Regions from separate parts of the Homo sapiens genome. Here region 2 is linked to region 1. Evidence: read pairs that join two places in POLR2A ChIA-PET (ENCODE). Cell type or tissue: K562. All regions are shown on one strand. Links, peaks and the distances in the headings refer to the core of each region. The heading gives the core; the rest is flanking DNA.

Evidence for each region. Peaks named below come from ENCODE experiments on the same cell type or tissue, not always from the same donor. Only the 100,000 strongest peaks of a DNase experiment are listed, where the experiment ranks them.
Region 2: POLR2A ChIA-PET joins it to region 1 with 5 read pairs; 3 of 35 experiments call an interaction of 5 or more read pairs at or near these places.

The regions. Positions count from the first base shown.
Region 1 is chr1:45,510,475-45,518,466 of GRCh38, forward strand. PRDX1 (peroxiredoxin 1) reads right to left here. Exons shown (of 6, transcript NM_181697.3): 3 at 5,180-5,333; 4 at 4,399-4,521; 5 at 4,033-4,163; 6 at 577-940. The coding sequence ends at 855. MMACHC (metabolism of cobalamin associated C) reads left to right here. Exons shown (of 4, transcript NM_015506.3): 4 at 1-2,908. Among named protein-coding and RNA genes, the nearest start is that of PRDX1, 7.4 kb to the right of the region's middle. In K562, for the core only: no CTCF peak of the experiment used is centred there; no DNase peak of the experiment used is centred there.
Region 2 is chr1:46,201,798-46,217,294 of GRCh38, forward strand. LURAP1 (leucine rich adaptor protein 1) reads left to right here and starts at 1,537. Exons shown (of 2, transcript NM_001013615.3): 1 at 1,537-1,827. The coding sequence starts at 1,630. It also overlaps a transcript of POMGNT1 not described here. RefSeq lists a silencer at 1,458-1,577. In K562, for the core only: no CTCF peak of the experiment used is centred there; DNase peaks (open chromatin) are centred at 1,179, 1,544 and 1,861; H3K4me3 peaks cover 1,075 bases.

The sequences.
Region 1 (7,992 bases), core at 5,412-7,911:
GCCTGAGGCAAGGAATTCAGAACCACTCTGGGCAACATAATGACACTAAAAAAGACTATCTCTAATCAAGGCTAGAACCAAGGGAAGGCTAAGAATTGCCCAGTACTGTGCAACTACGAAAGCCCTACCCAAGGCCACCAGCCTTGTCTTCCTCTTTCCTCTGTCAGTTCAAAAAGAACAGAAACCTCCAGCTCTTTTACATAGCAGGTACCAGGCATTTATCAGAAGAGGCCAAGCTTCTGGTTCCCATGCAGCCCTTTGAATAGTGTGTCTAAACAAAAATAGGTGTCCAAGTAGTCACACTGAGACTTTAACTGGTAACCCAGCCTGTGGCGTCAGTCGCAGTGCTCTGGCCAACACTATAGCAGGGCTTATTCTTCTCCCTCATGTGTAGTGAAACAAAATGTAACACCTTGGGTTCATTCAGTTCCATTCCCTATATCTACCTGTGTCAATATAATTCCCTGATTTGGAGGCAGCTCTCCTCATTTTCCCCAAAACAGGGAAAGCAAGGAGTAAATTCCTCTTAAAATCAAAAGCTAATAATATGCTTCCTAAAATAAAGACTCATCAAGGTCTCAGTTCAAGTTTAATACAAACTACAAAAGATTAATGGGTTGCTCTACTAATACATCATACAAACCAGTAGCCTGCCCACAACGCCAACTCAGGCCATTCCTACCAAAGGAAGAAAGGCTGGTCTCTCCACCCCCTGTAGGAAAGGCCTGCCTTGTAAGACACCACAATTCGGCTGAATCTGAAGTCTTGTGTTTTACTAATGGAAAAAAAAAATACAGAAGAGGTTTTGTTCTCATGGCTGCCCACCGCAGCCTGGCACTAAAACAGCCCAGCGCTCACTTCTGCTTGGAGAAATATTCTTTGCTCTTTTGGACATCAGGCTTGATGGTATCACTGCCAGGTTTCCAGCCAGCTGGGCACACTGCAAGAGAAAGGCACCACTAATTAATAACCTTCTCAATGGTATGCACCACCATTCTCCTATGGACAAAACCAGTTCTGCACCTGAACACTCAGATACCAGGAAACCTACCCCTGCAATCAGTCTTAGATCATTCACCCTTTTAGTATGAGCTAACCATTTTACAAACATATAATCATCACCACAGCCTTAAGATACTATCATGCCTAATTTATTCATGTAGCACTTGAAATTTAAATTTTCCACAAAAAAAGGCAAAGTTTAAATAATTTGCCAACACTCTCTAATCCTTAAGGGGAAAAAAAAGCTAAATAAACGACACACATAGGACTATGTAAACCCTTAACACTAAACTGTTTCTGACAGCCCTTCAGAGCTCTGAAGACAGCAAACTCAGTCTGCCTTCTCAGCATTCTTCTAACTCTACCAAACTGGATAGCCTGAACCTTATAAAGGATCAAGAACTTAACAGAAGCCCCCGCTTGTTTCATTAAGTAACTGCCATCTACCCCTTGGTAAGCAAAAGGCAGAGTTTGAAATTTTTCATAGATTTATACAGAAAGCACAGCCTTCAACCTTTTCCTGACAATGCCTAAGAATGTGCCTCAGGCTAGCCTGAAGAAAATGAGGCAAGGGGACTAATCTCTTATTTTTCTTTTTTTTTTTTTTTTTTTTTTTTTTTGAGATGGAGTCTCCCTCTGTTGCCCAGGCTGGAGTACGGTGGCGCAATCTCCACCTCCGTCTCACTGCAACCTCGGTCTCCCGGGTTCAAGCGATTCTCCTGCATCAGCCTCCCAAATAGCTAGGATTACAGGCGCCCACCACCACACCTGGCTAATTTTTGAGACAGTCTCACATTGTCGCCCAGGCTGGAGTGCAGTGGCGCGATCTCAGCTCACTGCAAGCTCCACCTCCGGGGTTCATGCCATTCTCCTGCCTCAGCCTCCCGAGTAGCTGGGACTATACAAAAATAGTGGGGCGTGGTGGTGGACCCCTGTAGTCCTAGCTACTCAGGAGGCTGAGGCAAGAGAATCACTTGAACCCAGGAGGTGGAGGCTGCAGTGAGCTGAGATCACACCACTGCACTCCAGTCTGGGCGACAAAACAAGACTCTGTCTCAAAAAAAAAAAGTGTTTGGCATTCATTGGCTCTTAAATGGTACCTATTTAAGAGGCTGTACATGTTCCAGTGGGATGGGAAGCAGCAGAGACCAACAGAGTCTGAAGAAGCAAGCTTCTGAGTTATGAAAGCCTGGGTTCAGGAGACTAACCTATATGTAGGTTCCTAGGAAAGTCCAGTTAAAGGGCCTACTTTGCCACTGCTGCCTCCTTCTTAATGCTGAACCTCATCTCCCACAAGGGGGCAGTCTCAGCAGGTGTCAGCTGAGCCATGTGTCATCTGTCCAGGCTAACTGCCCACACATCCTTCTGCAAAGGGTACCTCTTGGTTATCAGTGCTCACTGATCCCTATATAATCAGACTCTAATCCCTGTAAAAAGATTACTTGGTGCTAGCCAAGCTAGCACCTTTGGGTCTTCCCAAACATACACCACTAATCCAGACTCTAATAACTTCATTTCCTTTAAATTACAAGATCAGAGCTGAAATAGGCCTTAGAAAGCTAGTCTGGGCTGGGCGCAATGGCTCAGGGGAGGCGGAGGTTGCAGTGAGCCAAGACTGCGCCACTGCACTCCAGCCTGGGCAACAGAGCAAGACTCCATCTTGCAAAAAATAAATAAATAAATAAAAATATGAACTATATGGATTAACCTCTTCTCTCAATAAAGTTATTTAAAAAATGGCATGCTTTATCTCTAGAGGTGATTCCCAACCATTTTGTTTTGCCCTAATACATCTGTGAGATCATCCTACATTCAGTAAGTTAGATCTTTGGGAGTGACTGATTCTAAATGAGCAGGACAGAAGAGAGGAGTATGTATACTTTGAATAAAAAGCCTTTATATTCTCCTTCCCAAGCTTTTCCATTACCCTCACCCTCACAACACACTGTAATCCAGGGGCTTCAATTTATGAAGAGAGATACCCATTTTCTTATTTGGTAGCTTCTGTTCCTACTATCTTTCCCATTCTACCACTGTGGGGAAAAGAGAGATCAGATTGTTACTGTCTCTGTGTAGAAAGAAGTAGACAGAGGAGACTCCATTTTGTTCTGTACTAAGAAAAATTCTTCTGCCTTGAGATGCTGTTAATCTGTAACCTTATCCCCAACCCTGTGCTCCCTGAAACATGTGCTGTGTCAACTCAGGGTTAAATGGATTAAGGGCTGTGCAAGATATGCTTTGTTAAAACAAATGCTTGAAGGCAGCATGCTCGTTTTAAGAGTCATCACCACTCCCTAATCTCAAGTATCCGGGGACACAAACACTGCGGAAGGCCACAGGGACCTCTGCCTAGGAAACCCAGGTATTGTCCAAGGTTTCTCCCCATGTGATAGTCTGAAATATGGCCTCGTGGGAAGGGAAAGACCTGACCGGGGTCCCCCAGCCTGACACCCTGTGCTAAGGAGGATTAGTAAAAGAGGAAGGAACGCCTCTTTGCAGTTGAGACAAGAGGAAGGCATCTGTCTCCAGCCAGTCCCTGGGCAATGGAATGTCTCAGTGTAAAACCCAATTGTATGTTCCATCTACTGAGACAGGGGAAAACCGCCTCAGGGGTGGAGGTGGGACATGCGGGCAGCAATACTGCTCTTTAAGGCATTGAGATGTTTATGTGTATGCACATCTAAAGCACAGCACTTAATTCTTTACCTTGTTCATGATGCAGAGACCTTTGTTCACGTGTTTATCTGCTGACCTTCTCTCCACTATTATCCTATGACCCTGCCACATCCCCCTCTCCGAGAAACACCCAAGAATGATCAATAAATACTAAGGGAACTCAGAGGCCGGCGGGATCCTCTGTATGCTGAACACTGGTCCCCTGGGCCCCCTTATTTCTTTCTCTATACTTTGTCTACGTGTCTTTTTCCAAGTCTCTCATTCCACCTAACGAGAAACACCCACAGGTGTGAAGGGGCAACCCACCCCTTCATACCACCACTCTGTTGTCCTGTTATCAGACAGATGGCTTACCTTCCCCATGTTTGTCAGTGAACTGGAAGGCCTGAACTAGTCTCAAAGTCTCATCCACAGAGCGGCCAACAGGGAGGTCATTTACAGTGATCTGCCGAAGAATACCCTTATCATCAATGATAAAAAGGCCCCTGGGAAAAGAGATGAAAGGAAAAGCAATACAGGTTTAGAGATGTGCTTTGTTAGAATACAGAGGCTTGAAGCCTGAAGGAAATGGACTGGTCTCCACACTCCTACTGGCCTGGCCTTAGTGAGGAGGCCCCTGCATAAAGGAATGAAATGACAAGGAGTCTCTACAGATCAGGGCTCTAGATCTCTCCAAATAAAAGGCTTTCAGCCAACTGGATACTTGTCCTGATGACATACCTGAACGAGATGCCTTCATCAGCCTTTAAGACCCCATAATCCTGAGCAATGGTGCGCTTCGGGTCTGATACCAAAGGAATGTTCATGGGTCCCAGTCCTCCTTGTTTCTTAGGTGTATTGACCCTATGGCAAAAGGCAAACATACAGTTACATTCAAACTCTTGACTTGACTGTACGCATTCCTCTTTCCCCTTTCCCATATTCCTAATCTAACTTTCCAAAAAGACTGTTTTTTTTCCGTTTTCCAGCAATAAAGTGAATGCTGAGAACAGTTAAGGTAGGTCACTAGGGTACACTCAACTGCAATTGAAGCTGCTTCTTCTCTGCTGCCAGGTCATGAGAGCAATAAGAGAAAGTCAGACTTTGCACTCCCTTCAATGAGAAGGCAATACTTGAAAGTCTATTGCCAAAGCTTCCCAGTTGCTGTTTTAAAAGTTCACATGCCAGCCAGGTGCAGTGGCTCACACCTGTAATCCCAGCACTTTGGGAGGCTGAGGTGGGCAGATCACGAGGTCAGGAGATCAAGAACATCCTGACTAACACGGTGAAACACCGTCTCTACTGAAAATACAAAAAATTAGCCAGGTATGGTGGCAGGCGCCTGTAGTCCCAGCTACTCAGGAGGCTGAGGCAGGAGAATGGCGTGAAACTGGGAGGCAGAGCTTGAAGTGAGCGGAGATCACACCACTGCACTCCAGCCTGGGCGACAAAGCAAGACTCCATCTCAAAAAAAAAAAAAAAAAAAAAAAAGTTCACATGCCAAATAGACCAAGAGATTTACCATGCTAGATGACAGAAGTGAGAATCCACAGAAGCACCAATCACTTGGCAGTTGAGTTTCTTAAATTCTTCTGCCCTATCACTGAAAGCAATGATCTCCGTGGGGCACACAAAGGTGAAGTCAAGAGGGTAAAAGAAGAACACAACATATTTTCCTGGGGGGAAAATCGGAGTCATGGTTAGCATTTGACACAGACTTCCTTGCTTTATATTTTCCTATACAAAAAGAAGCAAGTTGATGGCTGACACAATAACCACTAACTGCCAAGATGCTCAATACAGATGTCTCCTAGAAGCTACTTTTAGAACCTGGTGCATTAGGAATACCTGAATGAAAAAAACTTCCAATCCCATACTTTATTCTCCTGCCTCCATGTCATAGCTACCAATACAGAGTAAACACTGTTCAGTCTAATTTTGATCTTTTCTGAGTGGCTAAAATTAACATAAACACCAAGTTCTCCAAAGATAGCAAAAGCAAGGATGCACTTATAAGCATGGCCTAATGCCAATGCTTAACAATACCCAGAGAAAGCTGAATTGCAGTACTCCTCTGCTGTAGAGATAAGACACCAATAAGAAGTCACAGCCTTTGCACTTCTCCCGTGATGAACCATAGTAATGGAACAAGCATGGTTTAAGTGATCACATGTGTTCCTAACGTGCCTGACAGGACAGGAAAAATTTTAAGCCAGGCACAGTGGTGCGTGTCTGTAGTCCCAGCTACTTGGGAGGCTGAGGTGGGAGGATCCCTTGACCCCAGGAGTTTGAGGCCAGCCTGGGCAACACAGCAAGACTGTCTCAAAACAACAGAAATATATATATACATATACACAGAGAGAGAGAGAGAAAGAGGGAGACAGAGAGAGACAGAAAAGACAAAAGTACTAGTGAGTAACAGAACTTCTAGCTGCAATTTTAATGAAGTCACTGGGATTAACCACTGAAATAACAGATCTTCAAACTGGCCAGGCAGCCTTCTCGCCACACCCACCAGGCTTAAATACTAGAACAATTCCAAATATTCACTCATTTCCAGGTAGCAGCAATGTTTGAAAAGTCAAACAGGCTGGGTGTGGTGGCATGGTGGCTGACGTCTGTAATCCCAGCAGTTTGGGAGGCAGTTTGGGAGGCCGAGGCGGGTGGATCACCTGAGGTCAGGAGTTCAAGACCAGGCTGACCAACATGGTAAAACATGTCTCTACTAAAAATACAAAAATTAGCTGGGTGTGACAGCGGGGGCCTGAAATCTCAGCTACTGGGGAGGCTGAGCCAGGAGAATCACTTGAACCGGGGAGATGGAGGTCGCAGTGACCTGAGATCATGCCACTGCACTACAGCCTGTGCGACAAGATCAAAATTCCACCTCAAAAAAAAAAAAAAAAAGCCAAACAAGCAGCCCTTTTTGACATTTACCACTTTGCAGTATCACTGGAAACTAACTCATCTAAACAACCCTTCCAGCTTTGCCTAACAAGCACTTTGGGGCCTCAGCAGGTCAAGCTCTGGAGGGCAGAGAACAGCTCCTCCTAGACCTCCTGCTTATACCCCTGGGCCCAGGTCACCTCCCTATGGTGCAACTTACCTTGTTTGCTGGGAGAAGCCCCAAGAACAAAGTGTGATTATGTCAGGAAACCTAGTCAAATGTTCTACCAAAAACTAACTCCAGGGACTAATGCTACACCACTGAGAAAAGGACACTTGACACCTGAGTTTCAGGTTAGCATTCTAAGGAATCTATATCCTCAACTGTCCCAGGAGATCGAGCTGCTCTGGAACTACAAGGTAAAGAAAGGAGGAGCCTCAACAGAACTTGCCAAGTGTCTGCATGAAACTATGACAACAGAGGCCGGGCGCAGTGGCTCACGCCTGTAATCCCAGAACTTTGGGAGGCCAAGGCAGGCGGATCACAAGGTCAGGAGATCGAGACCATCCTGGCAAACATGGTGAAACCCCGTCTCTACTAAAAATACAAAAAAATTAGCCAAGCATGGTTGCGGGCGCCTGTAGTCCCAGCTACTCAAGAGGCTGAGGCCTGAGAATGGCATGAACCCAGAAGGCGGAGCTTGCAGTGAGCTGAGATCGCACCACTGCACTCTAGCCTGGGCGACAAAGCGAGACTCCGTCTCAAAAAAAAAAAAAAAAAAAAAAACTATGACAACAGAAAGGAGAGTTGTTCCATCTGTAATATCAACTCTCCTCCGGGGTCAAAACAGGCAAGGGAAAGTGCCTAGCCCTCAGCCTAATATTAACAGCTGTGATATATACGTGACCCAAACAAACTGAACGAGCAGTGTCACAGCTCCAGAGATTTGAGTGAGCTCTGAGACTTTAAATGTAGAATGTCTCTTATAACAAGAGATAATGAGTATTTCTCCAATAATAAAATAGAGGAGGGCCAGAGGCAGTGGCTCACACCTGTTATCCCAGCACTTTGAAAGGCTAGGGCAGGCAGAGGGCTTGAGCCCAGGAGTTGGAGACCAGCCTGGGCAACATGGCGCCCAGCTCTACAAAAAGTACAAAAATTAAGCCAGGCGTGGTGGCTCATGCCTGTAATCCCAGCATTTTGGGACGCCGAGGTGGGCGGATCATCTGAGGTCAGGAGTTCGAGACCAGCCTGACCACCATGGAGAAACCCCGTCTCTACTAAAAATACAAAAAAAAATTAGCCAGGCATGATGGCGCATGCCTGTAATCCCAGCTACTCGGGAGGCTGAGGCAGGAGAATTGCTTGAACCTGGGCAGTGGAGGTTGTGGTGAGCCGAGATCACGCCATTGCACTCTAGCCTGGGCAACAAGAGCAAAACTCCATCT
Region 2 (15,497 bases), core at 393-2,892, 690 kb after region 1:
ATTTATCTGAATAGGACAATAAACAGCAGATGAATGTTTAAAATTGAGAAGTAGTGTGGCTGGGCATGGTGGCATACTCCTGTAGTCACAGCTGCTTGGGAGGCAGGAGGATTGCTTGAGCCCAGGAGTTTGAGTCCAGCCTGGGCAATGTAGGAAGACCCTGTCTCTAAAAAAGAAAAAATAGTGGTAGGATTTACAATAAGAGGATAGTTACTCCTACCCTACCCTTTCACACCTCTAGGCCCACTCCCAATTGGCAACCACTTTTAGTTAACTCTAAACAATAACGTTATGGGTATGAACACCAAAAGAAAAAAAAAAACTAAAAGTTATTTTTTGCCAATTGGGAGTGGGCCTAGAGGTGTGAAAGGGTAGGGTAGGGGTAACTATCTTCTCATTGTAAATCCTTCTGCAACCATGGGCTGGAATTACTTGAATTAAAAGCCTAAACAAACCAGAGTTTTCATGGCTGTTCATTACCTGTTAAATAAAACCCAAACATCTCAGAACCATTTTCTGTAACCTTGTTACTCAAAGTGTGGTCCCTTATTACTTGAAGTGTGGACCAGCAGCATGGCCATCACCTGGGAGCTTATTAGAAATGCAGGATCTTGGCTGGGCGCAGTGGCTCACACCTGTAATCCCAGCACTTTGGGAGGCCAAGGCAGGCGGATCACTTGAAGTCAGGAGTTCAAGACCAGCCTGGCCAACATGGTGAAACCCTGTCTCTACTAAAAATACAAAAATATTAGCTGGGCATGGTGGCGCATGCCTGTAATCCCAGCTACTCAGGAGGCAGAGGCAGGAGAATTGCTTGAACCCAGGGAGGCAGAGGTTTGTAGTGAGCCAAGATCGCGCCACCACGCTACATCCTGGGCGACAGAGCGAGACTCTGTCTCAAAAAAAAAAAAAAAAAAAAAAAAAAAATGCAGGATCTCAAGCCCCACCCCAGATTTACAAAATCAGAACCTACATTTTAACAAGATCCGCAGATAATTCATACGCACAGTCAAGCTTAAGGAGCATCTTGCTTGTAAGCCCAACGTGGACCTCTTCAGCTTCAGTACTGGTTGCCCTTTTCTACTCCGTTAGCCTGAATTCTAGCCCCTGGGGGGGGGGGGTGGTGTGTGTGTGTGTGTGTGTGTGTGTGTGTGTGTGTGTCTAGCTAAAATCCAGTCATCGTTTTATACCCAATTCCTCTGCTCCAGGAAGACTTCCAAGCCCTCTGCAGCTCTCTGTTACCGCTGTTCCTTAAACTCCCACATCTCTGACTGAAGCTGCTTAGACTTCATTCTGCAAACATGTATTGGGCGCCTGCTGTGTGCCTGGCTGGATTCAGTGCCAGGGTGGGGCGAAGGCGCTGAGGTCTCCGAGTGCTCTTTCAGGTCCAACTCCAGAATCGCCCAGCCCCACGCAATCCAGGGCCAGAGGTTGTGTGCGCAGCACTCGAATACATCCACAGACGGTGCTGCGCGGCTTTTCTGAGTGTTACGGCGCCCTCCTCCCGCCCCCGCGCCGCGCGGGCGGGGACCCACCGGTTTTGCTCCGCTTTAGCAGCGGCGAAGGGAGGACCCCCGGGAGCCGGTCCCCGGCGTCCGGTCGCCCAGCCCTTTTCAGGCTTGGGCCCGCATGGAGGGGACCGTGGAGTCCCAGACGCCTGACCTGCGGGATGTGGAGGGTAAGGTGGGCAGGAAGACCCCTGAAGGGCTGCTCCGCGGGCTGCGAGGCGAGTGTGAGCTGGGAACCTCTGGCGCCCTGCTGCTCCCAGGGGCGTCTAGCACCGGCCACGACTTGGGGGACAAGATCATGGCGCTGAAGATGGAGCTGGTGAGTGCTGAATCCATGGGCCAAGGGGACGAGTCCCTAGTGTAGGGCCGGGAGGGACGAACTCATGCTCCCAGAGTTAAGCTGGAGAGGAGGTAGTTAAAACTCTCCACCTAACTGCTCAGAATCCCTCCCAGATCAATCCGTAAACGCTGGGGTGGAGATGGAGTGACGTCCATTACTTGTCCCCCAAGAGTGAGTGGGGTGTTGATGGTCCTGAGGACTTGGGTTGGGAGCAGTGGGTTTTGGAAGTTATTCCTGCCAAATAATTGGGAGGAGAGAGATGAGGACTGGGAAGTACTGAGAACCCAACGCAGCACAAATTCCCCCCGCCTGTATGGGCCACCTATTCCCCGCCAGTCCCCGTTGTAAGGCAACCGGTTTTTTCTCCTTCTGCTAACCGGGAAAGGGTTTAAGTTCCTGTGAGGCCGCAGTGTTCCGCACAGAAAAGAAGTGGGTAAAGGGGCCTATCTGCTGAAAACTACCTGGACCAGGGGCACTGAAAACCTTCTCCGTTTCCTCTACATCCCCCAGCCCTACTTAAAATAATGGAAAGTTCCTAGACCCATAGCAGGGACAGAGAGTAGCAGCACCACTGGTGCTGATTCCCTCGCCTCAGACTCAGTCTCCTCCCAGCCAGTCTTCCAGGTAAACTGGATATTTGGATCTCATCTGTACATTCTTGGGGAGAAGAGGAAACAGCAACCCTCCCCTTTCTCTATTGCTGCTGGTCTAGATTCAGAGCCAAAAGGGCAGCCGAGGCCCTGGCAGGTTCCCCAGGGCCCTGATTCCGGTGAAGTGGGTGATTTACACCTGCCACTACTTTGCAGCCAGTTCTGGGGAACTGAGGAATTGCCATCGGCTTCCTGGCTCACAACCAGGAGCCCACAGTGAGTACGTCAGCTAAAGTCTTCCTGTGTGCCCAGCCTGTGCCAAGCTGGTCTGTGAAGGAGAAGGGGAAGGAAATCATGGGGGCTCTGAGACCAGCCAGGGCTCCGACGCCTGAGCTGAGAGGCTGGGAAGAGAGTCTGGTGGGTGGAGCAGTCAGGAAAGGCCCCCTGGGAGAAGGACTTGAATGCCAAGTGTGCACTTGGCCTTGAAGGTTGGAGGTGAGTGCCCAATTCTCCAGAGCAAGGCTGTGACTGTACCCACCTAAGCGGGGGCTTGCCTTTGCCTCACTGTACAAACTTTAGCTCAAGGCCTAGTAAGAGCCTATCTAGACTGTCTACTTGCTTTGAAAACTTTCACCCAGTGCATGTGCCAGGCAGCTTGCTGAGCACTTTACATGATGCTCTCTTCATCTCCACAGTAACCCTGTTAAGTGATATTTTATAGATGGAGAAACTGAGGCACAGGGTGGGCATGGTGGCTCACGCCTGTAATCCCAGCACTTTGGGAGGCCGAGGCAGGCAGATCGCTTGAGCCCAGGAGTTTGAGACCAGCCTGGGCAACAAAGCAAGACCCTGTCTCTACAAAAAATACAAAAATTAGATGGGTGTTGTGGTGTGTGCCTGTAGTCCTAGCTACTCTGGAGGCAGAGGCAGGAGGATCACTTGAGCCCAGGAAGAGGAGGTTGCAGTGAGCTGAAATCGCACCACTGCACTCCAGCCTGGGTGACAGAGCTCAGAGCTAGACCCTGTCTCAAAAAAAGAAGGGGAAGAAGGGGAGGAAGGGAGGAAGGGAGGGAGGGAGGAGAAAAGAAAAGAAAACAGAGGCACAGGGAGTTTAATAACTGCCCAACATCACGCAAAAAGCAGGGCCATGATTTGAACCCAGATCATCTGACTGCACTTTGCATCTTTACTTTGAGACCTGCTTTGTGCCAGATAGTCTGAACATTTTATGTCATTGAAATGAGAAAACTGGTCATCATTTCTCCCATCTTACAGATAAAACGTGCTTGCAGATTCTGAACTCACATAGGGAGTCAGTGGAAGAGCCACGCCCAGTCTCTGGCTCTCTTCTCTGCCTTGGTGGAAACTATCTGTAAACTTTAAGGGGCTGCATTTAACTTTTGATTTTGTCTCTCTGTATTCTTGACCCAGCTTGCCTGGGGCCTGAGGCTGCCCGAGAAAGGGCACAAGGGAGGGAGCCTTCTGGGGCCAGAATGAGGAGAGATCCCCATCCTATTTTTTCTCCTTCCTCAGGCCAGGATGTTATTAATATTAATCTCTTCTTGTGCTCTGCCCTGCCTACTGGGTTGCACCCAGGAAGGACAAGGGGTGGGGCAAGGGATTTGCCTTCGGGCTACTGAAGGCAGGACTGGTTCAAGCCCTCTAAGGACTGTCCTTCAATTGTTCCTCTCCCAGCTCTCCTTGCACAAAGGGGGAAGGCCTACCCTTGAGGCCAAGGTCAGTCCTGCCTCTAGGCCTCGTCCCTCCTGCTTTCTTCCTCTACCCTCCATTCAAAGGTTGAGTGAACAAGCCAGACTGGGATATGTGGGAATGGGAAACAGTGGCAACTTCTTCTTAGTTCTCCCACCCAAAGAACTGTTGCTATGACAACCCACCTCCACAGAGGCAGTTTGAGAAAAAGCTTTAGGCAAGGAAGAATGCACGGGTTCAAGTCTTGGCTCTGCTTCTGAAACGTTTTGTGGTCTTGAGCAGCACTCTGTCTCTCTCCTGGCCTCAGTTTTTCCTCCTTTTGGTGGAGGGGGTAGAGGGAGATGGGGACTGTGAAACCAGATGATTGTTAAGAACCTTTATAGTAACAATATTCTGATAGTCCCCGCTCTGGGAGCTCGGACTGGGATTTCCAGGCTTTTACCCTAGGGCCTGATTTATATTGAGCAATGAGGAAACCATACAGGACCCCAGCGCTGGGCAGAGAGTCTGGTATGTAGATGTTAAGGAGAGGAGTAGGGAGCCTGAATCTCCTTGGAAGGAGAATTGGGTTTGGAGTCGCCTCTGAGGCTGCATCTCTCCTGAGCTGTTTATCCTATACTCTATTTTCTTCAAGAGATGGTGTGAAAAGAGTGTTTCTTTTTCTGGCAAGAAAACCTTGCTTTCTTCTATTCTGGGAGTGATGCTGTCACAGTCAGGGAATCCCACTGCCACAGGATTATAGAATCTGCTCTCAGATTTATTTCCCAGCAACACACTACAACCCAGACCCCTGAATCCTGGGAACCATCAAAGGGGTCAAGGATAGTAAAGGCAAGAGAATCACAGAACTGAATGTGACCTCCTTAGCACTGGGCCAAGCACCAGAAATGGATTGGGCAGGATCTGCTCTCAGGGAGCTCACAGTCTGGTTAGGGAAGGAGGAGACAGAAGAACATTTCTAGTACAGGATGATAAGTGCTGGTAGAACCCAGGAAGGGCCTCCTGGAAGAGTCTTCACTGTAGAGTGATGTGGTTGGGTTTGTGCTCTAGAAAGTCGATTTCAAATTGGAAGGAGGCACAGGCTGTTTCCTCTGCTTGAAATGCTTCTCTCCACCTCTTTGTCTGGCTGAGTCCTTCTATTTTTTTTTTTTTGACACAGGGTTTCACTCCCATCACCCAGGCTGGAGTGCAATGGTACAATGTCGGTTCACTGCAACCTCTGCCTTCCAAGCTCAAGCGGTTCTCCTGCCTCAGCTTCCTGAGTAGCTGGGACTATGGGCATGTGCCACCACACCTAGCTAGCTTTTGTATTTTTAGTAGAGACGGGATTTTGCCATGTTGGCCAGGCTGGTTTCGAAGTCCTGACCTCAAGTGATCTTCTGCCTCAGCCTCCCAAAGTGCTGGGATTACAGGTGTGAGCCACTGCGCCCATCCTAGCTGAGTCCTTCTTAACCTTAAATTTTCAGCTCATGTCCCTTATCCTAGGAAGCATTTCCTGACCTGGTTAGGTTATGGCCCTCTAGGTATCTACAGTCCTCTGTATAGCAGTTGTTTCCACTAGCGTTTGCCACACTGAACTTTTCTTTCTTTCTTTCTTTCTTTTTTTTTTTTGAGATGGAGTCTCGCTCTGTCGCCCAGGCTGGAGTGCAGTGGTGCGATCTCGGCTCACTGCAAGCTCCGCCTCCTGGGTTCAGCCCATTCTCCTGCCTCAGCCTCCCGAGTAGCTGGGACTACAGGCACCTGCAAACACACCCAGCTAATTTTTTGTATTTTTAGTAGAGACGGGGTTTCACCATGTTAGCCAGGATGGTCTCGATCTCCTGACCTCGTGATCTGCCTGCCTCGGCCTCCCAAAGTGCTGGGATTACAGGCATGAGCCACTGCACCTGGCCTGAACTTTTCATTTTTAAATTATTTATTTATTATCATTATTTTTTTTGACACGGAGTTTCGTTCTTGGCGTCCAGGCTGGAGTGCAATGGCGTGATCTCGGCTCACTGCAACCTCTGCCTCCCGGGTTCAAGCGATTCTCCTGCCTCAGCTTCCTGAGTAGCTGGGATTACAGGCACCCGCCTAGTTAATTTTTGTATTTTTAGTAGAGATGGGGTTTCACCACGTTGGCCAGGCTGGTCTTGAACTCCTGGCCTCAAGTGATCTGCCTGCTTTGGCCTCCCAAAGTGCTGGGATTACAGGTGTGAGCCACCCCACCAGCCTTATTTATTTTTTTAATAGAGACAGGGTCTTGCTATGTTGCCCAGGCCAGTCTCAAACTCCTGGCCTCAAGCAGTCCGTTTGTGTCAGCCTCCCGAAGTTCTGGGATTGCAGGCTGAGCCACAATGCCAAGCCAACCACACTGAATTTTAAGTGCTTGCTTCATTGTCTTATCTTACCCACTAGATTATGAACCTTCTGAAGGTAAGAAATGATGCCTTTTCTTTCTTCATCGAACATAGTGCCACACCAATAAGAAACAATAAATATTGGTTCCATAACTGAATGGATTAATTCCATCTCGAGGAAGGGCAAGGAAGACTTCCTCGAGGAGGTGACATTTGAGCTGGGGCTTGAAGAATGAATAAAGTCAGTGGGAATTCCAGTTCAAGATACCAGATTGAGGGCCGGCACGGTGGCTCATGCCTGTAATCCCAGCATTTTGGGAGGCCGAGGCGGGCGGATCACCTGAGGTCAGGAGTTCGAGACCAGCCTGACCAACATGGTGAAACCCCATCTCTACTAAAAATACAAAAATTAGCTGGACGTGGTGGTGCACCTGTAATCCCAGCTACTAGGGAAGCTGAGGCAGGAAAATCGCTTGAACCCTGGAGGCGGAGGTTGCAATGAGCCAAGATCGTGCCACTGCACTCCAGCCTGGACGACTGTGCAAAACTCTGTCTCAAAAAGAGAAAAATAAATAAATAAAATAAATAAAAGGCATGAAGCCGTTATGACAATGAGAATAAGAGACAAGGTAATAGGAACAAAATTTTGGAAACTGAAATTCAGAAGGAAGAGTGGTAACTAACTCAGACCTAAAAAATGCTCAGTCCCGAGCCAGCAGTGGGGAAAGCTGAAAAGCAACACTTTTTTATTTTGTGGGGGATAGAGTTTTGCTCTTGTTGCCCAGGCTGGAGTGCAATGGCGCAATCTTGGCTCACCGCAACCTCCGCCTCCTGGATTCAAGCAATTCTCCTGCCTCAGCTTCCCAAGTAGCTGGGATTACAGGCATGTGACACCATGCCCAGCTAATTTTGTATTTTTCGTAGAGATGGGGTTGCTCCATGTTGGTCAGGCTGGTCTCGAACTCCCGAACTCAGGTGATCCATCCGCCTTGGCCTCCCAAAGTGCTGGGATTACAGAGCCACCGCCCCCTGCCAAAGCAACACATTTTATACTGCAAAAACCCTTAAAGGTCTTAGGGGTTGGAAGCACCAGGTATTTCTGGAACTGGGGGCACAAGTGGGGCTGAAAACAAAAGGGCTGGTTGAATGTTTAAAAGTCATATTCTAAGATCCCCTCCCTAACTGTGCAACCAGGTGCCACCTAATTCTTTATCTAGCAGAAGACTGGAGATGTAAGTTCTGTTGTTGTTTTCTTTTTTTTTTTCTTTTTTTTTTTTTGAGATGGAGTCTCGCTCTGTTGCCCAGGCTAGAGTGCAGTGGCCCAATCTCAGCTCACTGCAGCCTCAGCCTCCCGAGTAGCTGGGATTACATGCACCCGCCACCACACAGCTAATTTTTGTATTTTTAGTAGAGACGGGGTTTTGCCATGTTGGCCAGGCTGGTCTTGAACTCCTGACCTCGGGTAATCCACTTGCCTCAGCCTCCCAAAGTGCTGGGATTACAAGCATGAGCCACCATGCACGGCTGTAGATGTAAATTTTGGAAAGAGGAAGGAAGGGAGGGATGGAGGGAGGCAGAAAGGAAGGAAAGGAGGGAGGGGAAAACAGCAGGACAAGTGTTTTTAGTATGAGGAGCTTTGTTTAATGTATTTAGTTTGGTCATGGACTAGGACAGTTGTCTTCACTGTTCATATATTTGTCTCCAGGATGAAATAATTGAAGATAATCTCCTTTATCAAGTTAATAGTCTGTACAGTCTGATATTGCAGTTATTTATGTTCATCTCCCCTTATTGAGACTGCAAGCTTCTATTAAGCAGGAACAATTTCTCCATTATCTTTGTAATTATTAGCAAATCCATGTACCCAATAGTCATTTGTTCAATTGAATTAGAGTTGTGATATTCTTCCAAAAACACAAATAATTTCAGGTATAAAATTTTTTTCTATGCTTTTGCCATAGTGTTTAGAAAACCCTAAACTGTGTGTGTGTGTTTTTTTAATTTTTTCACTTAATGCAACACAACAATAATCATTAATACAGAAGACCCCAAAATATATGAGGATTTCTTCCCACCAGCAAGCAAGCAATCAGTTCTGCAGCAGATACCAGCTGGGTGTCTACTAATTTAATTTCAACTCTGTCTACCTGGAGACAGTGTCACATCCCACAGGTTGAGGGCTCAGTCCCCAAGACTGTCCCCCTCTTCAGACACTAGTCGTAAATCTGGGCCTCCTGACCTTCTGACCAACCAGCTTCAAATTGGGGTTCCTATGACCCCCTCCTTGGGTTTGATTGGTTTGCTGGTGTGGCTCACAGAACTCAGGGAAACACATTTACTGGTTTATTATAAGGATATTACAAAGGATATAGATGAAGAGATGCATGGGGCAAGGCATACGGGAAGGGGTGCGGAACTTCTGTGCTCTCCCTGGGTGCACCACCCTCCATCTGTTCAGCTACTTGGACGCTCTCTGAATCCTGTTGTGGGGACCTTTTTTTATTTTTTGAGACAAGGTCTGGTTCTGTTGCCCAGGTTGGAGTACAGTGGCTCAATCACAGCTCACTGCAGCCTGTACTTCTCTGGCTCAATCAATCCTCCCAGTTCAGCCTCCTAAGTAGCTGGCACTACAGGTGTGCAATACCACACTCACCTAATTTTTTTTTTTTTTTTTTGGTAGAGACAGGGTTTCCCTGTGTTGCCCAGGCTGGTCTTGAACTCCTGGGATCAAGCGATCCTCCCACCTCAGTCCCCTAGAGTGTTGGGATTACAGGCTTAAGCCACTGTGCCTGGTCCTTTGGGCCTTTTAAAGAGACTTTATTGGTTGTCCACGATTGAAACATGGACAACCATATCAAAATGTTATTGGACAAAAAGGGTCTGATCAAAACCCAGCAAAGCCTGTCTGTTTAGATTCTTATTGGCCTCTCTCTGCGGCATTCCTTCCTCCAGGGTATGAGTCAGGACCTTCTCTGGAATGAGGGTCTTATGACCCACAATCAGATTAGAGTTCTACTCTGGGAAGGTGAGAGGAGAGCAGGAGAAGGTCAGAAAGAGACTGTTTCCTGAAGCCTATTTCTGAGTGCCCCAGCATTATAACAAACACTGTAACAATGGCTATGGGGCTTATGAGCCAAAAACTGGATGAAAACCTGCACACACACACACACACACACACACACACACACACACACACAGTAATATCACAACTAGTAAATAAGTCGACCATAGTAATATGTAGAGCCAAATAGCCTACCATTTATTGATTTACAGTATTATACTTGTCAGATGGTATGCTATGCATGTTAATATGTTCCTTCGATGTCTCATGACAAACCTTTAGATAGTACCTCATATTATAATAAAGAAATGAAGGTTTAAAGAAATCAATTTTAATTTCATATGGCTCATTAATGGCAAAACTGGAACTCAAATCTAGGTCCATTTAATTCCAGTGTCTAATTTTCTCAATGTACAAATATATATATATATTTTTTTGAGACGGAGTCTTGCTCTGTTGCCCAAGCTGGAGTGCAGTGGTGTGATCTCGGCTCACTACAACCTCTGCCTCGGTTCAAGTGATTCTCCTGCCTCAGCCTCCTGAGTAGCTGGGCTTACAGGCGTGCGCCACAACGCCTGGCCAATTTTTGTATTTTTATTAGAGACGGGGTTTCACCATGTTGGCCAGGCTGGTCTCAAATTCCTGATCTCAGGTGATCTTCCCACCTCGACCTCCCAAAGTGCCGGGATTACAGGAGTGAGCTACCACACCTGGCCTCAATGTACAAATATTAATGCATGGTCTTACTCTGGTTTATCATAGATGTGAATAAAGCAGTTATTTCCTGAATAATTCAATAAACATTTTTCAAATACAAAAAACATTTACTGTGTTTGTGTGACCTGCGGGATCTGACCTGTATATGTAAATACACATACACACATAATGACGTTTTGGTCAATGTCAGACCATGTATAACATAAACAACCATGTAAATTTTTTTTTTTTTTTTTGAGACGGAGTCTTGCTATGTCATCCAGGCTGGAGTGCAGTGGCGCGATCTCAGCTCACTGCAAGCTCCGCCTCCCGGGTTCATGCCATTCTCCTGCCTCAGCCTCCCCAGCAGCTGGGACTACAGGCGTACACTGCCACGCCCAGCGAATTTTTTTGTATTTTTAACAGAGACGGGGTTTCACCGTGTTAGCCAGGATGGTCTTGATCTCCTGACCTCGTGATCCGCCCGCCTTGGCCTCCCAAAGTGCTGGGATTACAGGCGTGAGCCACTGCACCCGGCCAAATTTTTTTTTTTGAATCAGAGTCTCGCTCTGTCACCCAAGCTATAGTACAGTGGCACCATCTCAGCTCACTGTAACCTCTGCCTCCCGGGTTCAAGTGATTCTCCTGCCTGAGCCTCCCGAGTAGCTGGGATTACAGGCAAGAGCCACCATGCTTGGCTAATTTTTTATTTTATTTTATTTTATTTTATTTTTTTGAGACAGAGTCTCGCTCTGTCGCCCAGGCTGGAGTGCAGTGGCATGATCCCAGCTCACTGCAAGCTCCACCTCCCGAGTTCACACCATTCTCTTGCCTCAGCCTCCTGAGTAGCTGGGACTACAGGTGTCCACCACCACACCTGGCAAAAATTTTTTTTGTAATTTTTAGTAGAGACGGGGTTTCACCGTGTTAGCCAGGATGGTCTCGATCTCCTGACCTCTAGTGATCTGTCCTCCTCAGCTTCCCAAAGTGCTGGGATTACCATATAAACATTTTGATCAATGATAGACTACATATGTCAAATAAACATTTATCATGTGTGTATATATGCACATATATATAAACATTTATGTGTATATAAGTGTGTACACATACACAAATATTTATATGATGTTTCAGTCATCATACGACCAAAACATACGATGTTTCGATGAACAGCATATACCATAGTGATTTCATAAGATTATAACACAGCATATACACAAATATGATATATGGCACTTGATATTGGCATAGCAGATCAAGTAGGGATTGATATTCAGTAATTGTGCTGGGACATTTTGTTTTCCATATTTTAAAAAGTATATAAATTTTTTAAAATGTCATCTAGTTTGTGCATTTACCCTGTCATATTTGCACGGCAGTAAAACCTCCTGCTGGTGTATTTCTCTAAGCATATCCCCATTGTTACGTGACAAATGACTTTATATATGGAGAATAGAACAGAAGGTCTCTAGATTAAAAGACACTGAGCATAGTTGAGGACAAGAGGGACTAAATAAAAATACACTAAATACGGCCAGGCACAATGGCTTACGCCTGTAATCACAGCACTCTGGGAGGCTGAGGTGAGGAGTTTGAGCCTGGGAGTTTGAGGCTACAGTGAGCTATGATCATGCCACTGCACTCCAGCCTGGACAACGTAGCGAGACTTTGTCTCTACAAAAACTTTAAAAAGTACTAAATATCATGAAATACCTCTCCAAGCCTTTACCCCTACTTGGCTCCTAGGATACTGACAGCCTTGCTTACGTTATACTCTCTAGAGTGGTATAATATGGGGAATATGATTAACTCAAGAAAAAAAAAAAAGATACAGACTTTAGACCTCCAATTAAACAGCCCAATCAGATCATCCTGTAGTGAGGCTCAGAGTTGGCAAGCTTCATACATACACGGTTTCTAGTCATTGTAGAGATCCACTCTGAAGGGTGAGCAGCAGTTAAAGATGATAGACATCTGACCCTCTATATAGACCTAAATAAATAGGAAAAAGCAACTTGAGGCCGGGCATGGTGGCTCAGGCCTGTAATCCCAATACTTTGGAAGGCCGAGGCTGGATGATCACTTGAGGTCAGGAATTTGAGACCAGCCTGGCCAACATGATGAAACCCCATCCCTACTGAAAATACAAAAATTAGCTGGTTGTGGTAGCGGGCACCTGTAATCCCAGCTATTCAGAAGGTTGAGGCATGAGAATCGCTTGAACCTGGGAGGTAGAGGTTGCAGTGAGCCGAGATCGTGCCACTGCACTCCAGCCTGGGTGACAGAATGACATTCTGTCTCAAAAAGAAAAAAAAAAAGGAAAAGAAAAAGCAACTTGAATGAAATGGAGATAATACAGAGAGATACGAACTTATAAAAATCATTAAGCATATCCTTAAAGAGATAAAAGATAATACTGTAGCCATGAACAAAAACAAGAAGGTGTAAAAAGGTAAACATTCAGAGAACTAGAAACAGCACTTGGAAATAAACACATCATGGCGGGGAAAAGAAAAAAGAAAAACCAAAGAGTTGATAATAGGCCAGGTGTGGTGGCTCATGCCTGTAATCCCAGCACTTGGGAGGCCAAGGCAGTGGATCACCTGAGGTCAGGAGTTCAATAGCAGCCTGACCAACATGGTGAAACCCCATCTCTACTAAAAATACAAAAATCAGCCAGATGTGGTGGCAGACACCTGTAATTCCAGTTACTTGGGAGCCTGAGTCATGAGAATCACTTGAACCCGAGAGGCAGAGGCTGCAGTGAGCCAAGATGTGCGCCATTGCACTCCAGCCTGGGGGACAAGAGTGAGACTCCATCTCAAAAAAAAAAAAAAAAAAAAGAGGAGTTGATCAAGTTGAAATATTTCAGAAACTAGAGCAAGTATAGAAATAGATGTGACTGGGTGCTGTGGCTCACGCCTGTAATCCCAGCACTTTGAGAGGCCAAGGCAGGTGGATCACAAGGTCAGGAGATTGAAACCATCCTGGCTAACATGGTGAAACCCTGTCTGTACTAAAGATACAAAAAATTAGCCGGGTGTGGTGGTGGGCACCTGTAGTCCCAGCTGCTTGGGAGGCTGAGGCAGGAGAATGGCGTGAACCCGGGAGGTGGAGCTTGCAGTAAGCCAAGATCGCACCATTGCACTCTAGCCTGGGCGACACAACAAAACTCTGTCTCAAAAAAAAAAAAAAAAAAGAGATGCAAGAGTGAAAAAAACAAAAACAAAAACATAGAGGATCATCAGTTCAGGACACCCTCTGTCCAAGTAATAGGATTCCCAGAAAGAACAGAAAAATACTGGAGGATAATCATCAAAGAAATAATTTTAAAAAATCTCCCAGAACTGAAGAACGTCAGTTTCCAGATTGAAAAGGCCCATCAAGTGGCTAACTCAATAGATGAAAATAACCCACACCATGGCAAATTGCTGTAAAAACAGAACACTGGGAACAAAGAGAAGATCCTAAAAGCTTTCAGCAAGAATGGGAAAAGGGTCACATACAAAGGATCAGGGATTGGAATGGCATTAGATTTTTAAAGGCTAACACTGAAAATTAAAAGACATGGAGGCTGGGTGCCATGGCACATGCCTCTAATCCCAGCACTCTGGGAGGCCAAGATGGGCAGATCCCTTGAGCTCAGGAGTTTGAGACCAGCCTGGGCAACATAGTGAGACCCCATCTACAAAAAAAAATTTAAAAATTAGCCAGGTGTAGGTACATGCCTGTAGTCCAGCTACTTAGGAGGCTGAGGCAGGAGGGTTGCTTGAGCTCAGGGGATCAAGGCTGTAGTCAACCATGATTGTGCCACCACTGCACTCCAGCCTGGGCTATAGAGTAAGACCCTGTCTCAAAAATAAAATACGACAATGGAACAATGCCTTAACCCCTGAGGAAGAATTATTTTCAACCTGGAATTCTATATCCTGCCAAACTATCAATAGTGTGAGGAAAGATTAATAACTTTTTAAAAATAATTTCAACTTTTATTTTATCTTTTTTTTTTTTTTTTTTTTTTTGTGACGGAGTCTCGCTGTTGCCCAGGCTGGAGTGCAGTGGCGCGATCTCGGCTCACTGCAGGCTCCGCCCCCCAGGTTCACGCCATTCTCCTGCCTCAACCTCCCGAGTAGCTGAGACTACAGGCGCCCGCCACCTCGCCCAGCTAATTTTTTGTATTTTTAGTAGAGACGGGGTTTCACCGTGTTAGCCAGGATGGTCTCTATCTCCTGACCTCGTGATCCACCCGCCTCGGCCTCCCAAAGTGCTGGGATTACAGGCATGAGCCACCACGCTCGGCCCTATTTTATCTTATTTGAGAGAAATCTCATTCTGTCACCCAGGCTGGGTGCAGTGGCACCACCATGGATCACTGCAGCCTTGACCCCCCAGGCTCAAGCAATCCTCTCACCTCAGCCTCCCGAGGAGCTGGGTCTACAGGCACATACCACCACACCTGACTAATTTTTAAATTTTTTGTAGAGACAGTGTCTCACTCTGTTACCTAGGCTGATCTCAAACTCCTAGACTCAAGTGATCCTCCTCTCTTGGCCTCTCCAAGTGCTGGAATTACAGGCAAGAGCCACCATGCCCAGCCCAACTTTTATTTTAGATTCGGAGGGGGGTACCTGCGCAGGTTTGTTACATGGGTATATCACATGATTCTGAGATTTGGGATACTGTTGAACCCATCACCCAGGAAGTGAGCATAGTACCCAACAAATAATTTTTCAATCCTTGCCCCCACCTCTCTCCCTCCTCCAACAGTCCCCAGTGTCTATCATTACCATCTTTATGTTCATATACCCAATGTTTAGCTCCCATTTATAAGTTAGAACATGCAGTATTTGGTTTTCTGCTCTTGCATTAATTCACTTAGGATTATAGCCTCCAGTTGCATACATGTTGCTGCAAAGGACATGATTTCATTATATCTTATGGATGTGTAATAACATTTTAAAACATGCAAAGCTTCAATAAATTTACCTCTTATGCCAACTTTCTCAGGATGCTACTAGAGGGAAAGAACCATTCACCCAAATGAAGGAGTAAATGAAAAAAGAAGATATGGAATCTAAGAAACGAGGGATCCAGCTAAGGAAAGAGGCAAAGGAATTACCAAGATGATAATGGAGGGAGATCCCTGGAGGGCAATTGTGCAGCAAGGACAGATGGAAGCAGAGCAGAGGGCTCCTTAAGAGATGCCTCTCAGAAGATGGAATAGATAGAACGTGTCATGCATTCAAAAGC